Linked DNA regions of Homo sapiens: region 2 is linked to region 1. A link is a loop called in an ENCODE intact Hi-C map of the cell type or tissue named here. Cell type or tissue: CD4-positive, alpha-beta T cell. All regions are shown on one strand. Links, peaks and the distances in the headings refer to the core of each region. The heading gives the core; the rest is flanking DNA. Region 1 overlaps SH2D1A (SH2 domain containing 1A). Region 2 has its middle 93 kb from the start of TEX13D.

The links. Hi-C counts contacts between places; a loop is a spot of excess contacts. Peaks named below come from ENCODE experiments on the same cell type or tissue, not always from the same donor. Only the 100,000 strongest peaks of a DNase experiment are listed, where the experiment ranks them.
Region 2: a loop joins it to region 1, with 2.1 times the contacts of the local background. A loop is called at or near these places in 1 of 110 quality-filtered maps.

What each region holds. Positions count from the first base shown.
Region 1 is chrX:124,353,954-124,362,457 of GRCh38, reverse strand. The region is part of intron 1 of SH2D1A (SH2 domain containing 1A); the gene reads right to left. Among named protein-coding and RNA genes, the nearest start is that of SH2D1A, 12 kb to the right of the region's middle. In CD4-positive, alpha-beta T cell, for the core only: no CTCF peak of the experiment used is centred there; a DNase peak (open chromatin) is centred at 3,247; H3K27ac peaks cover 1,097 bases.
Region 2 is chrX:124,235,783-124,244,286 of GRCh38, reverse strand. No RefSeq gene overlaps it. Among named protein-coding and RNA genes, the nearest start is that of TEX13D, 93 kb to the left of the region's middle. In CD4-positive, alpha-beta T cell, for the core only: no CTCF peak of the experiment used is centred there; DNase peaks (open chromatin) are centred at 4,096 and 4,786; H3K4me3 peaks cover 645 bases; H3K27ac peaks cover 549 bases.

The DNA of each region.
Region 1 (8,504 bases), core at 110-8,109:
TAAAGGGGTCACAGGTCCCAAGCAAGTCCAAAACCTAGCAAGGCAAACTCCATTAGCTCTTAAGGCTCAAGAATAATCCTCTTCGATTCAATATTCTGCCCTTCAGGTTCACTGGAAAAGCAGCATCACCCCCACAGCTCTGTAAGGTGGCCACATCCTTTGGCTAGGGTGATGGCCCCACCTATGTGGCTCTGTTGGATGTCAGTCTCACTTTTTGAAACCAAGGTAGAGGCAGCCTTACCCTCCAGGCCTGTGCACTTTGGGCCTATAGTAGGAATGGCAGCCCTGGTTATCTCTGAATCACCCTCAGGGTCGTTCTTCCCTTTTCTTGAAAGATAAACCATGTTTGCAGCCAAATAACTATACCATACTGTCCTGTTCTCTTTGGTCCAAACTGGTAATATTTCTGCTGCTTTTTTCCAAACTCTATTCCTGACTTCTGCTCAGATGGCTGGTTAACATCATAAGTAATCTTAAGTAGTGACAGATAGTCCAGCCACACCCTTAGTGTTGTCTCCAGAACAAGCTTCCTCATTTATTGCAATACATAAAGGCTCAGAATTTTCCAAATGTTTAAGTTCCAGTTCCCTTTTGCTTAACAATTCCTTCTTCAATTCATCTCTCTCCTTTTGTATTTTACCATAAGCAGTCAGGAGGGACTGAGCCACTCCTTCAACTTTTTGCTCAGAAATCTCCTCAGATAAAAAGTCAATTTTTTTACTCAACAAATTCCACCTTCCACAAAATACTAGAACACAGTTCAGTCAAGTTCTTTACCATTTATAACAAGGAACACCTTTCTCCCATTTTGCAGTAACATGTTGCTGATTTCCATCTGAGACCTCATCAGAATAACCTGCAACATCCATAGTTCTACCAACATTCTGTTCACAGCCGTCTATGCTTTTTTCTAGCATACACCTTAAAACTCCTCCAGCCTCTACTCATTACCTAGTTCTAAGGCCACTTCCACATTTTTAGGTATTTGTTACAGCAATACTCCTCCTCTCAGTACCAAAATCTGTATTGGTCTGTTCAGGCTGCCATAACAAGATACCATAGACAGGGTGGCTTAAACAACAGAAATTTATTTCTCACAATTCTGGAGACTGGGAAGTCCAAGATCAAGGTGCTGGTAAGGTATGTTTCATTCTGAAGCCTCTTCTCTTGGCTTGTAGACAGCCGCCTTCTTGCTGTGTGCTCATATGACCTCTTCTTTGTACATGCATTCTTCCTCTTCTCATAAGGTCACCAAATTTATCAGATTACAGCCCCATCCTTATGATCTCATTTATCATTAATTACCTCCTAGAGGTCCTATCTCCAAATACAAGCATATTGGAGGTAAGGGTTTAAACGTGTGAATTTAGGAGGATAAAAAGTTAAGTTTCTAGCACATGCATTATCTCCTTTGGACCCCACAAAAATCCTATTAGGTTTATGTTGTAATATTTATTTTATAGATGGGGAAACTGAGACTTTGAGATGTTAAGTAACCAAAATCAGTCTAGAGATTAAGAAGCAAAAATGGGATTTGAATCAGGCCCATTTGATTCTAGATCCCCAGTTCCTGATCCCCACACTGTACTGGATATAGATTATTTGTTATATTTTAGTATATATAGTAATCCTACTTAATTTGCCTAATAAAATTTTACCTCATAAAACAGTAAGGTAAACTTTATAATGAATTGTTTCAGTTTTTGAATGTGAATCAAAATCAATTGTGAATCAATTGAATGTGAATCTAAATCATTCATTTCATAAATTTTCTGATTGCTATTCTTGGGCACAAGTTTGGGTCAATAGAGATCTTTTGGTTAGGACACATGCTTTTTTTTTTTTTTTTTTTTTTTTAATGGTGTCTTGCTCTGTCACCCAGGCTGGAGTACAGTAGGGTGATCATAGCTTACTGCAGCCTTGCCCTCCTGCCTTAGCCTCCTGAGTAGCTGCCACTACAGTTGCACACTGCTGTGCCTAGCTAATTTTTTTTTTTTTTTTTTTTTTTTTTTAGTTTTTGCAGAGACAGGGTCTTGCTCTGTTGACCACGACGGTCTTGAACTCCTGGCCTCAAGCTATCCTCCCACCTAGGCCTCCCAAAGTAGTAGGATTACAGGTGTGAGCCACCACACCTAGCCAGGACATGCACTGAACTCTGGTTAAAATCAATGTGTTTACAAGCAGAGTGTCATGCTTGACTTGATGATCACATTTACCATTAACCTCCTTTGGAAATAAAAGTATTTAAATATGTGAATTAAATTAGGCTCACGCCTGTAATCCCAGCACTTTGGGTGGCTGAGGTGGGCAGATCACCTGAGGTCAGGAGTTCGAGACTAGCCTGGCCAACATGGTGAAACCCCATTTCTACTAAAAATACAAAAATTAGCCTAGCGTGGTGGTGGGCACCTGTAATCCCAGCTACTCGGGAGGCTGGAGCAGGAGAATCACTTGAACCTAGGAGGTAGAGGTTACGGTGCGCTGAGATCGCACCATTGCACTCCAGCCTGGGCGACAAGAGTGAGACTCCATCTAAAAAAAAAAATTACTATATCTTTCATCAATATGCATCAGAACTGATTACCTAAAGGGCCAAAACAAATCTGAAACACACTATTCAGATTTACTTGATTCGTGACACTGAACAAAAGGTCAATTTAACTACTGATGTGGATTATATGATGTTTTATTTTTTACGAAGGATTGCCAGAATATTTAGATCATATATAAAATAGCTTGATATATGCCTATATATAATATGCTGAATAAATATACAATATTACAATGTTAAAGTCTTTTGTCTTTTTAAACACTTGAAATCTACCTCAAAGCCCACTAACTTCAGCAAGTACTCTATGGGGAACAAGGCAAGAGCTTTGATTTCCATTTTTCACCATGGGAACTCAACATAAGCCTTTAAGTGATTTTCTTAAAGCCACATAGCAAAATGGAGATGGAAGCAGTGAAACAGCATAGGTTCTTAGTTCCATTTTCCCTATGAGAAATGATTAATGGCAATAATTCAGTATCATAAGGGTGATGTGGAGATTCATTATTTAAAATCTCAGCAACAAGATAAGCAGAATGGTAAGCAACAAGTTTTCCACTTTCTAAAACAGTGGGTCTCTAAAAAATACAATGACTCTATCTCCCTACTATCATTCAGACGCATTTAGTCAAAGTAAATGAGTCTGTTTTGAGAATTGTTTCCTAACGAATCTGATCTTATCTCACTTTCAGTTAAGTAGCAGGAACCTGAGTACCACTTCAAAACTTCGTACCTCCTTCAGTCTCTGAACAACCTGGTGTGAATGGTACATAAAACTTCTCATGATTAACTCATCTAATATTAACAATTTCCTTCTCCCCACAACCCCTCCAATTTCTGAATGAGCAAAATTGTTTCACCCCTCAAATAGGCCAGCAGTTTATATCTTTCACTTTCAAGTTACTGAAGTAACTGACCAAGGATCCCCTGTAGTCAACTCTTACTATAATATGTCATACAAGGAAGAGATCTAAAACAGTGCAACTCAAATTGCATTCCCAGGACAACAGCATCAACATCACCTGGGAGCTTGTTAGAAATGTAGACTTCCAGGCCCCACCCAGACCTGTTAAATCAGAATCTGGATTTTAGTAAGATGCCCAGGTGATTTGTATGAACATTAAAGTTACAGAAGGACTGATTAAAATGTAAAGCGAATGCCCACATCTCATTGGGAATATTGATGGCAACTTCCCTGTTGTCAACCTGGCTTCTTCCACCTGCCCAGGGCAGTTCTGTGCCACCTCCTCCGTAGTCATTCAGTCTATGCTTTAAGAATGCAATTTTATTTTAGTATAAGCTGAAGGTTTGTCAATCATTTCAGTCTTCACAGGACAGTGTTTCTGAACCATTTTTTCCTTTCTTCCCCAATAATATTTCTTAGTTTTATTTTCTATAGCTTCTATTATAAACCAGTAATTTTGTAACATAAAATTAAACTAAAATATTGAATATGCCTTTTCAAACAAAACATACTCTGTCCCTGTCCATGGAAAATCGCTATTCAAACTGGCAAGTTATATAACGAGACCTATAAAACCATACATATTTTTGACTGCATAACCTTGCTTATCTTCATACACTCCAAGGAAACAAGTCAAGAGGAAAACGCAATTTGACAAAGATTTTCATACTAGCCCTATTTTAATAGTGAAAAAAATGGAACTAACCTAAGCACCCCTAAATAAGGAATAATTGCTCAAAATAAGGGAATTGTTTTTGGGTATAACCCCAAAAGCACAGACATCAAAAGCAGAAATAGATAAATGGGATTACAACAAACTAAAAAGCTTCTGAACAGCAAAGGAAACAACAGAGTGAAGAGACAACCTACAGAATGGGAGAATATATTTGCAAACCATACATATGATAAGGAGTTAATATCCAAAATATATAAGAGACTCAAATTACTCAATAGAAAGAAAACAAATAATCCCATTTAAAAATGGGCAAAGGCAGCTACTCGGGAGTCTGAGGCAGGAGAATGGCATGAACCTGGGAGGTGGAGTTTGCAGCGAGCCAAGATCGCGCCACTGCACTCCAGCCTGGGCGACAGACCGAGACACCATTGCAAAAAAAATAAAATAAAATAAAAATGGGCAAAGGACCAGAATAGACATTTCTCAAAAGAAAATATACAAATGACCAACAGGTATGTGAAAAAATGCTCAACCTCACTAATCATCAGAAAAATGCAAATGAAACCACAATGAGATATCATTTCACACCTGTTAGGATGGTTATTATCAAAAACAAGACAACAAGAGAGGATGCAGAGAGAAGGGAACCCTTGCACACTGTTGGTGGGAATATAAATTAGTACAGCCATTATAAAAAACGGTATGAAAGTTCTTCAAAAAATTAAAGATAGAACCACCATATGATCCAGCAATCCCACTGCTGGGTATATATCAAAAGGAAATGAAATCATCATGTCAAGGAGAAATCTGCACTTTCATGTATATTGCAGCATTATTCACAATAGCCAAGACATAATGCAATCAACCTACATGTCTATCAACAGATGAATGGATAAAGAAAATATGTTGTATATACACAATGGAATACTATTCAGCCTTAAACACAAAGGAAATCTTGTCATTTGCAACAACATGGATGAATATGGAGGACAGTTTGTAAAGTGAAATAAGCTATGCGCAGAGAAACAAATACCGCGTAGTTTCAGTTATACATGGGATCTTAAAAAGTTGAACTAATACAAGCCAAGAGTAGAATGGTGGGTGGCTACCAGGGGCTCGTAGGGGCGTGCAGGGTGGGGATTGGGAAATTTGGGTCAAAGGATAAAAGATTTAGGTTAGGAGGAAAAAGTTCAAGAGATCTATTGTACAACGTGGCAACTATAGTTAAAAACAATGTATTGTATTCTTGAAAGTTGCTAAGAGAGTAGATTTTAAGTGTTCTCATCACAAAATGTAAGTATGTGAGGTAATGCATATGCTAATTATCCCAATTTAGCTATTACACATGTATACATATTTCAAAGCATCATGTCATACACAATACATATATACAATTTTGCCAGTTTAGAAATAAATATATAAATTAGGGAAAAATAAAGGAATTATAGCAGAAACAATGGTTCAAAATTACACTTTCTATGTCAAAGGTGAAGGTTTACAATGTTAATGCTGGCTGGGCACGATGGCTCACGCCTGTAATCCCAGCACTCTGGGAGGCTGAAGTGGGTGGATCACAAGGTCAGGAGTTCGAGACCAGCCTGGCCAACATGGTGAAACCCTGTCTCTACTAAAAATACAAAACAAACAAACAAAAAACTGCTGGGTGTGGTGGCACGCACCTGTAATCCCAGCCACACAGGAGGCTGAGGCAGGAGAATCGCTTGAGCCTGGAAGGCAGGGGTTGCAGTGAGCTGAGATCACACCACTGCACTCCAGGCTGGGCGACAGAGAGAGACTCCGTCTCAAAAAATATAAATAAATAAATAAACAAATAAAATCTTATGCCAAAATTCAAAAATGTTAGAGTCTTAGGTTTTCCAGAAAACTTTAAGTATGTGGACTATGTTGACATAAAATGATAGCATGTGTAATAGCAAAGACTTGGAACCAACCCAAATGTCCATCAATGATAGACTGGATTAAGAAAATGTGGCACATATACACCATGGAATACTATGCAGCCATAAAAAAGGATGAGTTCATGTCCTTTGTAGGGACATGGATGAAGCTGGAAACGATCATTCTCAGCAAACTATCGCAAGGACAGAAAACCAAACACTGCATGTTCTCACTCATAGGTGGGAATTGAACAATTAGAACACTTGGACACAGGAAGGGGAACATCACACACTGGGGCCTGTCCTGGGGTGGGGGGAGGGATAGCATTAGGAGATATACCTAATGTAAATGATGAGTTAATGGGTGCAGCACACCAACATGGCACATGTATACATATGTAACAAACCTGCACGTTGTGCACATGTACCCTAGAACTTAAAGTATTAAAAAAAACACACACAAAACAAAAAATAAAAATAAAAAAATAAAATGACAGTATGTGTAAAAAGTGGGCACAAGGGGATGCCACTCTGATTACAACTATTCAAAACTGTCTGTCCCTGTGTGTATATAAACTAGAAGTAAATTTAAACTAACGTAAATGCATTCTTGCATGTTATTTTTTCATGTAGTTATTTAAGTGACTAATTTTTTAAGAAAAACAAGCAGAATTACAATTTGGAGCCTTACAAACCTAGCCTAAGCAAATCACAACTCATAAAAATGTAATTCATTTTTTTAAATTGTTACATCCCCTTCAGGATTATATTTCCTCTGACTCCCTCCCTTAATACAGACAAACCAGCAATGTAGTGTACTTTTAACTTCCTTCCCTCATTAAAGCTTTTTTGGACTTTTTGATAATCCTAGAGTTTAAAATGTATCACCAAAAAAATCAGAACATGAATAATTGTTAAAGAACGGTGGAGTTTTATCATTGCCTTTAATTTATTTTAATTACTATAAAGCATGTGTTAATCTAGTCTCTGCTGATATTGAAATTTGTCTTTATTTCATCAAAAGTTGTCCCTAACTGTAAAAAAGTGTCCAGGTTAGAAATGGACAAGAAGCAAGAAGCAACCAACCTGACTTATTTCTTATTTTCTCAGTGGGTCAGTGTTGGGGACAGATCCTGGTTTAGAACTGACAAATCCACATCAATTCCTTTTTTATACCACGTCAAGTACTACACAAAAGAAAACATTTAGCTACATCTGACTTCTTCATGACATTTCAAATAAAGCAAGCCAGTACCTATGCCCTCTACGTCTATACGAACTAATGCTACATACAAAATTCAAGACACAACTATAATGATTTTTAACAAACGTTTCAGAACTTTTATATCCAGAGGAATAGTATCCTACACAAAGCCATTATTTTTGAGACTATACTCTGATTCAAGAGCTTTCCAAACTTACAATGGCCCAAACTTTATTCTTTCAGAGAGAATTTTAATTTTTGAAACAGTTGAAAGTCATTCAACTTCAAGTGTGATGGTAAAACTATGTGATATTTTGATGAGTCATGAAAATAAATATAACCACTTCTTCCCCTGAACTTCCATATCAAGTTTTATTTACGTATACTTATGATGTTCTAACTTTGTATTACAATTATTTATAGAGCTTTTATTCATATTAAAAAACACATATTACATGTTAACTTTACAAATATTAACTCATGTCATAATCATCATAACAACCCTGTGAGGTAAGTACTCTCATTATCACCATCTGCCGTTTTACAGGTAAGAAACCTGAGACACAGAAAGTTAAAGTAACCTGCCCAAGGGAAAATAGCTAGTTAAGGGTCAGAGCTGGGATGCACACCCAGAGATCTGGCTGGAAGATCTGGGCTCTTAACCACCATTCTGTGCTGCCCCTCTCTTATACTAGAGGGAATGTATTAACAAATTGGTCTTTAAGACAATTCCAAAAGCACAATTCTCAAAAAGGGAGGGAATCTGCTTGGACATGGAGCTAGAACTGTCCACTGAGAGAAGGAGGGCAGTGGAGGGAGCTGAAGGGAAGAGGCCAGGTGGGGAGAGCCCGAAAGAGATCAACCCAGACTCCCCCTTTGCTTAAGCTAAATGACATCTTCAGGCTAATCTTGCAACTTTAATTTTACATTGTCAACCAGAGTCAGTACTTGGCTTATTTGCCGTGAATTATCCATTCGGTGGTTTATATGTGGCAAACAATCCTAGGCTGGCTTTCAGGCTCACTTTACCACTGGATTGTATTCAGGAAATTGAAAATAATGTTGGTGGCCTAAGTTATCATGAAGATAAATGTGGCACCAAGGCACATATCCAATTGAATTCAAAAACTAAATGCAAGTTGTAATTTCTCACTAAATGAAGTTAAGTTATAATTTCAAGTTCTTTGCCACACTGTTCCCCTTTATTGCAACTG
Region 2 (8,504 bases), core at 226-8,225, 120 kb after region 1:
CTCTCCACATCAATGTGAAATAGGCAGGGCAGGCATTATTCCTATTTTGCAAATGAGGAAACTGAGGCACAATAAGAAGGACTAACTTGGCTAAAGCTACAAACAAACTCAGGTCTTCTAATTCTCTGCCCAAGGCTTTTTTTTCCCAACTCCCAGTGATGTAGATTCCAATTCAAACGGGTTACAGGGAAGAGGAATATCACAATTTGAGAATCAAACAAGTAAACAAAACAATAACAACAAAAACACCCAAAACCATGTGAAGCCACAGAGCAAAATATATGATACCTTTTTCTCCAAGAAAGAGTCACACTTTTGTTTATCCTCATTTGCATTAACACCTTGCAACAACTTTGGTAACACTTAGAAAGCAACACCCAAATGGAGCTTCCAATGAGAAAATCACCCTACCCTACCAGAAGACAAAGACATTAGCCTTTGCTGATATGATGAACAGGCCACTGAATGCAAGCTTAGTGCCATAGAAGTCAGATCTCTACCTTGCTCCAAGAGTGAAAGCAATGAAAACTGGGATGGAGATTCTTCTATCCAAATGAGATCACCTGAAACTCAGTGCCAGGAACCAAGCAGGGAGGCTGCTGACTGAAAGGCAGACAGCAAAAAGTAACTCTGAACAGAAGTTCCATCTCCTTAAGCTGCAGACAGATTTGTTCTCCCAGCTCCTATAGTACTTTTTGTTTGTGCTACTTAATACTTAAAAAGTGGACAAACATTGTGGAATACCTTCTATATGGGCTTAGCATACAACAGAATTCAGGAGGGCACACAAGAAAAGTGGCAAGTACAGCGCCTTTCCTTAAAAGAGCTTGTCTGTCAAGTTGTAGTGAAAAGATATTTACATGCAAAAAACAATGAGCCCAGGGTACAGGGCATTAGATAATAAAAGGCTACATTATGTACTAAAAAGTAGGCAACATAAGATGTCAGAAAAAAGGCAGGGAGAAAAGGAACTCATTTAATCCTGATAATAACCCTATGAGATGAAAACTAGTGGCCTGGGGCATTGGCTCACGCCTGTAATCCCAGCACTCTGGGAGGCCAAGGCCAGGGGGAATCATTTGAGGTCAGGAGTTTGAGACCAGCCTGGCCAACATAACAAAACTCCATCCCCACAAACAATACAAAAATTAGCTGGGCATGGTGGTGCATACCTGCAGTCCCAGCTACTCAGGAGGCTGAACCACGAGAATCGCTTGAACCCAGACGGTGAAGTTTGCAGTGAGCTGAGATCATGCCACTGCACTCCAGCCTGGGCGACAGAGCAAGACTCTGTCTCAAAAAAAAAAAAACACCTAGTATTATTCCCACTTTACTGATGAGGAAACTAAAACTCAGAAAGCATATGCAACTTGCCAAGGAAACACAGGTAGTTACGTAACAGTCAGGAGTTGAACCAAGATCTGTGTGGATCCAAGAGGTCTGGAGTAAATGGAAAATGCCTCCTACAGGAACTAGGGCTGGAACCAGGCCTTAATAGATGGGAAAACCCTGAAATTTGGAGGACCCTGAAAACAGGTAGGATTTGGAAACCATCAAAAGGCATTGTGCAGAGTGACATAATGAAAGCAGTATCTTAGCACTATGTCTACAGTGATGTCTACAATATGTCTAAACTCGTTCAAGTGATATGCGGAATCAACTGAAAAGGTTTAAGGCTAGAATCAGGAAGCCAGCTAGGAAGCTGTTACAGAATGCAAGTATACAATGCTGCAAGGGCAGTCTGAACCAGTCTGGAAGAGGATATAGTACAGTGGAATAAAAACATCTCCAGAAAACAAAATGAAAACAGGGTGAGGCGACTTTTTAAATAGTCGTAAAGGAGACAGAGAAGAAAAGATTCCAAGAATTTGAGCCTGAAATATCCTGAGAATGCTAGTAGCATGTTATGAAAATAATGTCATCAGGAGAGGCAGCAGGCTGGAACACTTGGTTTGGAACAAGTTGACATCGAGGTGTGGATGAAAAAATCCAAGTAGAAATGCCAGGAAACAGTTGAAACTCAGACGAGGTCAAAGCTAGAAGCATCAGTCTCCTCACAGAAATGCTAACTGAAATCATGAATGTTGATTAGTCACTGTGGCAGACATTGTGATTTGCCCACCAAAAAGCTATTCCTCATTTCTTCCTTGCGTATAGAATCTCAATTTTCTCCTATAGCAGTCACTCCGGTTCTTAAAGGGAGACTGGGAGCTCTTCCCTCTCCAGAGACACAAATCAGAGGGATTGGTCTAAACCAATAGTTCTCAACCTTGGCTGCACAGGGGAATCAGATGGGGAGTTTTTAAAATGTGGATCCCTGGGTCCACAGTCAGAGATTCTGATTTAATTGCTCTAGGATATGCTTGGGCATGAGCTTTTTAAAAGCCCTCCAGGTGTCTCTCACGTGCAGCCAAAGCTGAGATCCCCTGATCTAAACCAATCAATCAAGGCATCTTTATTCTCTTTGCCAGTAATTGGTAATCCTAGTTAATGGGTCCTTGAAAGAAGTTGAGTGGAGGCTTCAAAAAGAGGTTTTTCAGTGGGGCGCGATGGCTCACATCTGTAATCCCAACACTTTGGGAGGCCTGAGGCAGGCGGTATTGCTTGAGCCCAGGAGTTCGAGACCAGCCTGGGCAACAGAGCAAAACCCCATCTCTACAAAAATTTTTTTTAAAAAATTAGCCGGGATGGTGGCATGCACCTGTAGTCCCAGCCACCTGGGAGGCTGAGGTGGGAGAATGACCTGAGCCTGGGAAGTCGCGGCTGCAGTGAGCCATGATCATGTCACTGCACTCCAGCCTGGACTACAGAGTGAGACCCTGTCTCAAAAAAAAAAAAATAGGTTTTTCATAAAATCAAATTCACTGCAAGTAACACCTTTTTCTTTGGTGAACATTATCATTTCTACATGTGATGCCTGCAACCACTGCAGCTTTCTTGCAATCCTGAAAGGAATTTGCTTAAGATAGCAGATGAGAAAGATGAAAAGATGGAAAACACTTGGGTTCTTAATGATGTCCTTAAGCTACTGAATTGACAAACTCTGGAACCTCTGTGGCTTTACATTTCTTGTTATCAGAAATATTTATCCTCATTGCTTAAATCATTTTGAATTTTCTGTTATTTCTAGATGAAAGCAACCCAACTGGAAATATATAGATGCCCCTACCATGGAGTTCCATAAAACATGTCCTATATATTTCATACTAAATATTACACTATACTATTTTCATTGATTTTCTGTCTCCTTCCCCAGTTTTTGAGCTCCCAGAAGGCAAGGATTGTGTCTAATACGTTTATCTATCCCCAGAGCACAATACAGGTCTCCAAACATAAATATTTAAATACTTTTTAAATGTTTAATGGATGGATTGACGAAAGAGTATATAAAGATAAAGAGGAGAGTGTCCATGAGAATGTCTTTAGGAGAATCCAGTTATAACAAAGAAGAAAAAAGAAGAGCCAGGAAATAAAGCAGAGATGTGGTCAAAAGAATAGAAGGAAAACTAGTATAAGGCTGGACCACTGAAGCCAAAATATTAAAAAAATATAAAAAGTTAGGGTAGTCAGTGTCAGTGGGGATGAGAAAAACATGGGAGTGAAGAAAATGCTATTGAGATTTGGTAAGAAAGAGATGCCTGGAAACCTCTGGTATGTATTTTCCCAAGCAGATCCAAAACCACATGAGGAATTATTTCTCAGTCTAAGTTACTCATACTCTGCAATAGAATCTTCAGCATAATCAAGCACTTAAGCTGAAATTACTGTTCTTATCCAAGGCAGTATTTAATGGGATCTCAATAACCCCTATCTAGTCTTCAGTTTTATTTCTGGTGATGTAGTCAGTTCTGAGGACCCCAGACCTAGCAGAAACTATATCAAAGTCAAGAGTTATTATTGTCATATCATGAAATACAGTTAAATATCCTTAGAGAAAGAAAGAAGGGATCACATATTCTCTGCAGGAAAGCCGAAAACTTCGGGTGTCCATTTCTCCAAACACAGCAGAGCACCTGTCATAAATACATTAGGTGGCATAAAAAGATCGCCTGCTTTCAGCCTTACTTTCTTGCTCACCAGTCAACGGGGGGTTTCCCAGGTTGGTAACACTGTCATTTAAGACATTCTGGAGCCCAGGTTTCCATTTGAAATGAAAGTGATAGGTTATCTCTACTTTCGATTAAACAGGTAACTTTAACCCACTGCCACGGAATTCTTCTGCATGACTTTGGTCTTTTTGAGAAGGGTATGTTTCTGAGAAGAAGCTTTGGGGAAAATCCCCTTCTTCAGTGCACAAGCCCTTGCTCCTTCTCCCTTCAGGAGCTTCTGCCACTGCCCCACCAGTAGAGAACATTAGATCTTGTCGGTAGTGTAGAAGCCAACTCCAGCCTCTAAAGAGGTATCTGAGAAATGTCAGGAACTCCCCAAATCTGATCAGGTTTGACACTAGCATAACCCTAGTAGAGTATGATTGTATTAGCATGTTTAATACCATAGTCCAGTATTTCCCATTGCTCCCTGTGGTAGGTCAAATGATAACTCTCTCCAAAGAGGTTCACATCCTAATCCCTGAAACCTATCAACGTGTTACCTTACATGGCAAAAAGGACTTTGCAGATGAGATTGAGCTAAAGATCTTGAGGTGGGATGATTATCTGGATTATCTAGTAGGACAGATGTAATCACAAGAGTCCTTATAACAGAAGGAAGCAGAAGCATCAGAGTCAGAAGGTAGAGATATGATGACAGAGCAAAAGGGAGGGGCAGTGAAGTGGGAGGTAGAGAGGCGGTGAGGGGAGGAGAGGGAGAGGGAGAGAGAGAGAGAGATTTGAAGATGATATGCTGTCACTGGCTTTGAAGATGAAGAAAGGGGCCATAAGCCAAGAAATGTGGGTAATCCCTAGCAACTGGGAAGAGCAAGGAAATAGATTCCCCTCTAGAGCCTCCAGAAGGAACACAGCTCTGCTGACTCCTTGATTTCAGGACTTCTGAACTACAGAACTGTAAAATAAAAAATTGTGTTTTAAACCAACAAGTTTGTGCAGCAGAGATAGGAAACTAAGACATTCTCCCTCATAACTTTTTTAAAATGTTTACTTTTAATTGACAAATAACAATTGTATATATTTATGGGGTACAAGGTGATGCTTTGATATATGTACACACTGTGAAATGATTATACTAACCTAGTTAGGATTTCTATCACCTCATATACTTTTTTGTAGTGAGAACATTTAAAATTTATTCTTTTGGCAATTTAAATATGCTTTATTATTGACTATGATAACCATGCTTTACAATAGCTCTTGAAAACTTATTCCTCCTGTCCAATTGAAATTTTGTATCCTTTGCCCAACATCTCCCCATTCTAATGCCAACCTATCCCAACCTCTATCCCTGCCCCCTATCCCAACCTCTGGTAACCACCATTCTACTCTCTGCTTCTGTGGGCTTAACTTTTTTAGATTCCACATGTAAGTGAAATGATGCAGTATTTGTCTTTCTGTGCCTGGCTTGTTTCACTCAGCATAACTTCTTTTGAAAAATACAACTAAGTGGTCAAATAAATTTGCAGGTTCTACCCTTCTTTTGGAAATTCACAGTGTATATTGGTTCACTAAAGGCTCTCAGACATCCTGTGGGAAAGAAACCTATTTAACTCAATGTCGACCATGTAAAAGACATTTTTAACTGAAAAACATCAATTATCATCCTGCAGAACAATGTTCCTTTCTCAGAACTCTGGTTTTGAGGTAACACTGCTAATAGCTTGATAATTTGAGGCTTAAGATAGATGTGTTAACCAAAGTAGAGGCAAGTGTGGATAGAGATCTAGAAAATGAGTCAAAGAACAAGAAACTCTCAACATGTTGCTCAACTAGTCCAGGAGAGCTCATCTTCACATACAAATATGAGTATTTTGTCTCTCCTCTTTGATCTATCCCAAGGGTGGGGCTGTCACAGGTGAATGGCAGATGCCATTAAGATCATCCAAGGAACTGCTCCTAGTTTTCATTCCTTGCTCCATAAACAATCTTCTGCTATCATTTAGCTTTTCTTTCAGGTCTAGCCTGACCAGCTGACATGCCAACTCCAGCCTGATTAATAGTTCTCTGTACTCCTGAAAATAAGTTGGAATTATAGCTTTGTATTAATATCTCTATCCCTTGTGATTTACATTGGTTAGCATGAGTCTATGCCCAGGAGATTACAGATCTCTAAGTATCTCTGACAAAATTCAGCTTCTGGATCTAACCAGTACCCTGTGAGGTCCTGCCTAAATTGTCGGACAAACTTTCTTGATGACACAGCCATCCTGCCTCACTCCTCTAACTGCCACATCTTCCTCAAGGGCAATTTCCTTGTCCACAACAGCTCTGGCACCATGTCTAGAAAAAGCTTCTTAGAAGTGCAATCAGTTGACTGAGTTCTCCTACAGGATGATACAGGATGAGGTCAAGAAGTAGTGGATAACAGCAGGAAGGCGTTACAAAGCCAGGGAAAGGGGGTTGGGGGTGGGGTGTGCAACTTGGACAGATATAAGGATCTTCTCCTTGGACCAATACAGTCAGTACAAATGAGAATACCACATCAATTTCCTATACTGATAGGAGGCAGCCAGGGCAGAGATGACAAATAGTAGCGTGTATCAATTCTGATCACTTGGCAGAAACCAGATGGGATGCTGTGTTAAGGTGTTGTGGGCAGGTATTTTATTCCCAATACTTATTTCAAGGGCTTTTCCCTTCCCTTCTATATCCATTCAGTGCCTGAGGGAACGGCATGTTTCTACAGTGAGATTCACAGCCCTCTGTCCATGGTTTTTATATCCCTCTTTCGCAAGTTGCATTGGGTCAGTAAAGGTTGATCCCTAGGAGAATGCATCCAGGGCTGCACACCTAACACAAATTGAGCCAAGAAATCTCTTCCCAGGGGATTTTTAAATTAAGAAATAAGTTTCAGCCAGGCACGGTGGCTCATGCCTGTAATCCTAGCACTTTGGGAGGCTGAGGCAAATGGATCACCTGAGGTCAGGAGTTCAAGACTAGCCTGGCCAACATGCTGAATCCCCGTCTCTTCTAAAAATACAAAAATTAGCCAGGCATGGTGGTGCGCGGCTGTAATCCCAGCTACTCGGGAGGCTGAGGCAGGAAAATTGCTTGAACCCGGGAAGTGGAGGTTGTAGTGAGTCAAGATCATGCCATTGCATTCCAGCCTGGGCGACAAGAGCGAAACTCAAGAAAGAAAGAGAGAAAGAGAGAAGGAAAAAGAAAGAAAGAGAGAAAGAGAGAAGGAAAAAGAAAGAAAGAAAGAGAGAGAGAGGGAGGGAGGGAGGAAGGAAGGAAGGAAGGAAGGAAGGAAGGAAGGAAGGAAGGAAGGAAGGCAGGCAGGCAGGCAGGCAGGCAGGCAGGAAGGAAGGAAGGAAGGGAGTTTCTCTCTCTGAGAAGATAAATACCACCTGATCTCATTTATATGTTGAATCTAAAAAAGTTAAACTAATAGAAGCAGAGAGCAGAATGGTGGTAACCACATGCTGGGTGGTAAGGTATTGGGGAGATGTTGGTCAAAGGATACAAAAATTCAGTTAAATGGGAGGAATAAATTCAAAAGATATATTGTACAACACAGTGACTGCAGTTAATAACAATGGATTGTATACTTAAAATGTTTTAAGAGAATAGATTTTAAGTGTACTCATCTCAAATATATAAGTGTGTGAAGGAATGGATATATTAATTTGATTTAGCCATTCCATAATGTATACACATTTCAAAACATCATGTTAATATGCCATAAGTATATACAATTTTGTCCATTTAAAAAAAATAAAGAAAAAATAAAATACTGTGAAGCTACTGTAAAAAAAAAGCTCAGCTCCTCTCTGTGGATGGTCAAATCCATAACATGTAAAACCCAGGTGATGTTACCTACCATGTTTTTCTCCATATGGACAAGAAAAAGCTGGTCTATAGAAAGAAGAATGAAACACAGGAACAAAGGGGTGCAGAAGCAAGAAGTAGAGAGAGAATCCACATTGTGTTTATCCTGTGGTCCAGTTTATCTTTGAAGGTCACCTATATTCAGGAACTTGGGTTTTGGGAGACACGCTGCATCTCTACTAAAAAGAAAAAAAAAAAAAAAGGGTCAGGCTCAGTGGCTAACACCTATAATCCCAGTGCGTTTTGAGGCCGAAGTGGGCTGATCACTTGAGGCCAGGAGTTCGAGACTAGTCTGGCCAACATGGTGAAATCCCATCTCTACTAAAAACACAAAGATTAGCCAGGTGTGGTGCTGGGCGCCTGTAATCCCAGCTACTTGGGAGGCTGAGGCACAAGAATCGCTTGAACTCGGGAGGCAGAGGTTGCAGTGAGCCAAGATTGCACCACTGCACTCCAGCCTGGCCAACAGAGTGAGACTCAGTCTCAAAACAAAAAGAAAAAAGAAAAAGAATAAAAATCCCCTTTTTGTCTAATATGTAAAATTGGGATAACTACTCTACCTTC